Regions from separate parts of the Homo sapiens genome. Here region 2 is linked to region 1. The links are chromatin contacts, found by Hi-C or POLR2A ChIA-PET in ENCODE. All regions are on one chromosome and are shown on one strand. The core of a region is the stretch at or near the end of the contact, and the rest is flanking DNA. Distances in the headings are between cores, read along the strand shown. Region 1 holds the start of TELO2 (telomere maintenance 2). Region 2 holds the start of UNKL-AS1 (UNKL antisense RNA 1).

Region 1 (2,784 bases), core at 107-2,606:
CCCTCACAGGGACTAGAGAGGCTCTTGGTCCAGTCCTTCAAGCCACTCTCATCACTTCTGAGGCTACCGGCAACCCCAGGATGGGCCCAGCCCACTCACCCCGCAGCACCCTCGATGGTCTCCATCAACACCAGGAAGGCTTGGTCCGCCGGGCCCTCCAGGAAGAAGCTGGCCCACAGCTCCTCCAGGCGGCCATGGGGCAGCAGCTCCAGCCAGGCTGGGCTCAGCCTGCTGGCAAGACATCTGAGGACAGGCGAGAAGTGGGCCGAGGCAAACTCCTCCTTCTCCCTCGGGAGCGCTGGAGGCTCCATCTCACCGAGATACCGCTTCAGGGACTCCAGGGTGCAGAAGATGTGGCCGCCATCCTCCGAAGACGAGAGGGCATGAATGGCTTCCCGGACGGCGAGTCGAACCTCTGAGGGTGCTGGCTCCATCCTGCAGGACAGATCTGGGCGTCACGGGAAGACGACCTGTGACATGGACACAGGGCTCAGCTTGGGGCACGGAAATAATCCACACAAGCTCAGGAAGCCCCTCGGTGAGCGCCCCGAGACCCCACACCCCTCAACCCTGGTCCCACCCAACCCTGTCCCGCCTCCTTCCCCTCCAGTGCCTGCCGGTTTCCACCCAGAGTTCGCTCCTCCGCTCGGACCCCAACGCTACCAGCCACTGCAGGGCTTCTCAACCCGGGCCACTGTGCCCAGGGAACATTCTCAGTTGTCTCAACCGGGAGTGCCACTGGCGCGAGAGGGAGGTGGAGGCTAGAGATGCTGGTGAGTGTTCCCCGGGCACAGCGCGGCCCCACGCGTCCTCGCACCCAAGGCGGGAAACTCGGCCCGCGGGAGCTGCCGGCCCTCCCGGCTCCCTGAGCGGTGAGAGGTGGCTCCAGTCGCCATTCCTCCGCCCCTTAGAAACCAACAGCTTACGGGGAACACGGGTTCGGGGCTAGAGGAGCCGCACGCGGACCCGCCCCCGATCCAGGCCCGGACCCCGACCTGTACCCGGACCCCGACCGGACTCCTACCCGACCTGGACCCGACCCAACCAGACCTGGAGCCCAACCCGACCCAACCGGACCCCCGATCCCCGATCCCCGACCCCCAACCCGACCTGGACCCGGCTCCCGGGTGACTGCAGCGCGCTCAGGCGCCGCGCGCCACCGATTCGCTGCAGCCGATTCCCCACGGCCGCCGCGGCCCCGGACGAAACGCGATCGCGGCCCAGCCGGTTGGCCCCGAGCACGAGTTCCTGGGTCCGGGCGAGGCTCCCGCGGGTTTTCTTGAGCCTCTGGGGCGGGTCTCCGCGGGCCTCTCAGCGCGAATCTGCGGAGGACGCCAGGCGGGAGGGCGCATCTGCGCCTGCGCTGCGCGGGGACGGGGCGGAGCCTGGACGCGGGAGCGGGGGGCGGTGGGGTGGGCGGGGCCTGACGCGTGAGTGGGGCGGGGCCTGAGGGCAGGGCCGCGCTTCCCCACGTGGCTGCGAGCTGGGTTCGCTGCGCCCGGGTGGTGGGTTCTCGCCTTAGTTTCTCCCATCTCGGTCGTCCCTACCCTGGAGTGATGTCAGCCGTCTCTTCCCTCCGCCTCGGGTCCCACATTCTCTCCAGAACGCCGAGCGTTCGCTCTAAGGCAGATGTTTACCAAGACAGGCCTGGCTCGTCTTCCCCGGATGTAAGGCTCTGCTTTCAAGGGTCAGAGGCCAGTAAGGGAAACGCACGGTACACAAGGAAGTAAAAGAGCAGTTGAGATCATGTCAGATCTGAACAATTGCAGCTCCGTAAATGAGGCCGGGTCGTGGAATAAAAACTGCGACCAGTAGGGTAAGCGCTAGACGCATGTGGCTCTGTAAATTAACTGAAGTTAAATAAGTCCAGTTCCCTTGCAGCACTAGCCCCATCTCAAGGGCTCGGTACTACCTTTGGCTGTGGCCGCCAGGCTGGACAGCCGGACACTGAACATTTACAACATGCAGTGCCTTCTGTACACCGCAGCGGAGTGTGGGGGGCTTCATCTTTGTGGAGGGGGCAATCCAGGAAGACACCTAAAGAGGCGCCATTTCAGCAGTGATGGATGTGGGAAAAGCTGGGGAACAGTTATCCATTCAACAAACATTGATTAAATGCCTGCTTGGTGCACCAAGCCTTCTGAGCAACAAATGATGCAAAGTTCCTGCTCACCTATCGGGGGAACAGATAAAGTACATACGAAATATGCCAGGTGACAGGCCTCGAGCAGAAAAACTGGCAGAGGCCGGGCCCGGTGGCTCACGCCGGTAATTCCAGCACTGGGAAGCTGAGGTGGGAGAATCGTTTGCACCCAGAAGTTCAAGAATGGGAAAAATAGTGAGACCCTGTCTCTACAAAAAATTTAAAAATTAGCCAGGCACGGTGTCATGAGCCTGTGATCCCAGCTACTCAGGAGGCTGAGGTGGGAGGATGGCTTGAGCCCGGGAGGTTGAGGCTGCAGTGAGCCATGTTCACTGCCACTGCACTCCAGCCTGGACAACAGAGCAAGACCCTGTTTCAAAAAAAAAAAAGGAATCAAAATAAAAAACCGGTAGGGTAAGAAAATAAGAGCCAGTGGCCGGGCACAGTGGTTCACACCTCTAATCCCAGCACTTAGGGAGGCCGAGACGGGTGGGTCACAAGCTCAGGAGTTCGAGACCAGCCTGGCCAACATGGTGAAACCCCGTCTCTCCTAAAAAAAGAATAATAATAATAATAATAGTAATACAAAAATTAGTTGGGCGTGGTGGCATGTGTCTGTGATCCCAGCTACTTGGGAGGCT
Region 2 (2,784 bases), core at 181-2,680, 85 kb after region 1:
CAGACATGAGCCACCGCGCCCGGCCTCATAAGTTTTTGTTGCGGAGTCTGGGTGTCTTGGTGTGGACTCAGCCTCACTGCTAGGCACAGGGTGGTATCCAGTTCTTACAGGGATGGACAGTGCTGTAGTAAGCGCCTGCCTCTAGGTGGTCACTTCAAGCTGTGCTCAAGTAGCAGTTCCATAACATCATTACAAAAATATTAGCCTGCTGTCTGAATGGCTTACAGTTTATAATTGAGGGTGGTAAGTGGGGCTAAGATGCCTGTTTGGTGTTTTGTTTTGGATACCTGGGTATATGCACACATAGTAAGGAAATTTCCTTATTTTATTTAAGATTTTGTTTGTAGCGTGTGAATGACTTGCTTCGACCGGCCCTTTAGGAAGTGTCTGACAGGCTGCCTCCCCTGAGATCTCTCCTCCATAATTATCCTTCATTCCACGGGAGTGGGACTTTCTCATCGCTGAACAAAGGGAATAGCCAGTTTGTCCTATTGAAGTACCCGTTCTGGTTCTCATTAAGGGTTGCCTCGGAATTTGTAAATAAAGGAACGTTCAGAATAAGGACAGGGCCTTCCTTTTCTTTAGTTCATTGGTTTTTAAAATTTCTATTTTGGCTGGGCGCGGTGGCTCACGCCTGTAATCCCAGCACTTTGGGAGGCCGAGGCGGGCAGATCACGAGGTCGGGAGATCGAGACCATCCTACATGGTGAAACCCCGTCTCTACTAAAAATACAGAAAAATTAGCTGGGCATGGTGGCGGGCACCTGTAGTCCCAGCTACTTGGGAGGCTGAGGCAGGAGAATGGCGTGAACGTGGGAGGCGGAGGTTGCAGTGAGCCGAGATCGCGCCACTGCACTCCAGCCTTGGCGACAGAGCAAGACTCAAAAAAAAAAAAAAAGAAATTTCTATTTTGGGTGTTGATACTACCAACCTGTTATTTTACACATGAATGTGTATCAGAGAGCAGAGACCCTTAGCCCGTATCAGGCGTTGCTCTTGGTTGTGGCTGGAGGTGCTGGGGCTGAGCTGTGGGGCAGAGCAGGACTGGGACCCCAGGAGGGCCCCCCGCTGCTGGCGTCTCCTTTCCACGGCAGGCTGGCACCTCGCTCCACCCCTGCCTGCTCAGTTGCTGCCTCTGTCAGCCCCCCCTGGGGGCAGCCCCACCGGTACCAGCTCCTGCGGACGCCTCTGCCGTCACCCCTCCCTCCGTGGAGGGTGACCTCCTACAGCCCCTGCTGTCATCTCTTCTCTCTTCCTCATCCTATGGCTCCCCAGGTCACTTCTCGGCGTCCTCTATCCTCTGTGGGCACCCCCTCCGGTGCCTGCCCCCGTGGGTGCCCCCACTGTGCACCCTTTCCTAGGTGGGTGGCTGCCCCTTGTTGCACCCCACGCCGTGCCGGTCCTGTGGGCATCAGCGTGATCTCGGCCCCGCCCCGCCCCGCTCGGGAAAGGCCTTTTGTTCCGCGCGACACGCCCCTCCGCTGCGCGCCCGCGATTGGCTGTCCCGGGTCACGTGTGAAGCCCCGCCCCCGTGGGAACCGTCCTGGTCGTTGGGGGGGGGGGCAGCTCCCATGTGGGCGTGGCCTTGAGGCCCCGGGGGTGTAGCTGAGGGGCAGGCGCTTGCTTTTCTCTTTAAACAGATTGCGGTAAAGAAATAGAAAAGGCGCCCCGCGGGACCCCGGGCCTCTCCAGGGTCCATCTTTTTTTTGTTTTTCTTTTGAGCCAGGGTCTGGCTCTGTCTCCCAGGCTGGAGTGCCGTGGCTCGATCTTGGCTCACTGCAACCTCTGCCTCCTGGACTCAGCTGATCCTCGTGCCTCAGCCTCCGGAGTACCCAAGCGATCCATATGCCTAGGCTTCCCAGAGTCCTGAGATTACAGGCCTGAGGCACCATGCCCAGCCTCTAGGCCCATTTTCATTGGGAAAAAAAAATACACGTGGCCTGCAGCTGTGTAGCCACAGAACGAGTGGCCATCTGCCAGCCCACCCCTGTCCAGAAGAGCGCTCCTGCACTGTGGCCCTGCAGCCACCCTGGGTCTCGTTCTCAGAAAAAACAGGCTTGCCCCATTCCTGTGGTGCCACTTTTCCAGATTGACACACAGACACAGGTTTGTCCTTTTTTTTTTTTTTTTGACAGGGCCTCACTCTGTCGCCCAGGCTGGAGTGCAGTGGTGTGATCTTGGCTCAGTGCAACCTCAACCTCCTGAGCTCAAGTGATCCTCCCACCTCAGCCTCCAAAGTAGCTGGGACCATAGGCGCACACCACCACGCCCAGCTGAATTTTTGTATTTTTTGTAGGGGTGGGGTCTTGCTGGTTTCGAACTCCTGGGCTCAAGTAATCCACCCACCTCTCCTCCCAAAGTGCTGGGATTACAGGAATGAGCCACTGCGCCCGGCCTCTGTCTTCTTTCCAGAGCTCTGTTTGGCGGTGTCACCTGACAGACCTGACACTTCCCGCTTGCCCTGTGCGCCTCCCCAGGCCTCTGTCGTCCGGCAGGTGCAGAACTCCTGTCTGGATGGGTCCGGGGTGTGCCTAGCTGGGTCTCCACTGTGCATTCTGTGAGTAACTGGTGGGAGGAGAAACTTTTCCAAGTATCCATTTCTAAGATTAACTGTTGCTGCTTGTATCTGGCGGGTCTGGAGTCTGATCTTTTTTTTTTCTTTCTTTCTTTTTTTTGAGATCGAGTCTCCCTCTGTCACCCAGGCTGGAGTGCAGTGACACGATCTCGGCTCACTGCAGCATCCACCTCCCGGGTTCAAGTGATTCTCCTGCCTCAACCTCCCGA

The links. A loop is a pair of places that touch in the nucleus more often than their neighbours do. ChIA-PET counts read pairs that join two places held with the same protein, here RNA polymerase II (POLR2A). Pooled maps may share reads with other maps.
Region 2: a map of gastrocnemius medialis shows a loop between it and region 1 (2.8-fold over the local background). The contact joins the promoter of UNKL-AS1 here to the promoter of TELO2 in region 1. A Hi-C loop is called at or near these places in 3 of 168 maps with a recorded cell type or tissue (CD4-positive, alpha-beta T cell, HL-60/S4 and gastrocnemius medialis), 3 of 37 single-sample maps with no recorded cell type and 11 of 50 pooled maps. POLR2A ChIA-PET finds 5 or more read pairs at or near these places in 5 of 52 experiments (PC-9, Panc1, activated B cell and 2 more).

What each region holds. Positions count from the first base shown.
Region 1 is chr16:1,491,932-1,494,715 of GRCh38, reverse strand. It overlaps TELO2 (telomere maintenance 2), which reads right to left and starts at 1,356. Exons shown (of 21, transcript NM_016111.4): 1 at 1,111-1,356; 2 at 100-470. The coding sequence starts at 434. RefSeq lists silencers at 919-1,118, 1,129-1,178, 1,349-1,438 and enhancers at 651-1,551, 1,649-1,698.
Region 2 is chr16:1,407,040-1,409,823 of GRCh38, reverse strand. UNKL-AS1 (UNKL antisense RNA 1) reads right to left here and starts at 1,430. Exons shown (of 2, transcript NR_188570.1): 1 at 932-1,430. The region is part of intron 2 of UNKL (unk like zinc finger); the gene reads left to right. RefSeq lists silencers at 1,007-1,156, 1,427-1,496, 1,547-1,596, 1,475-1,652.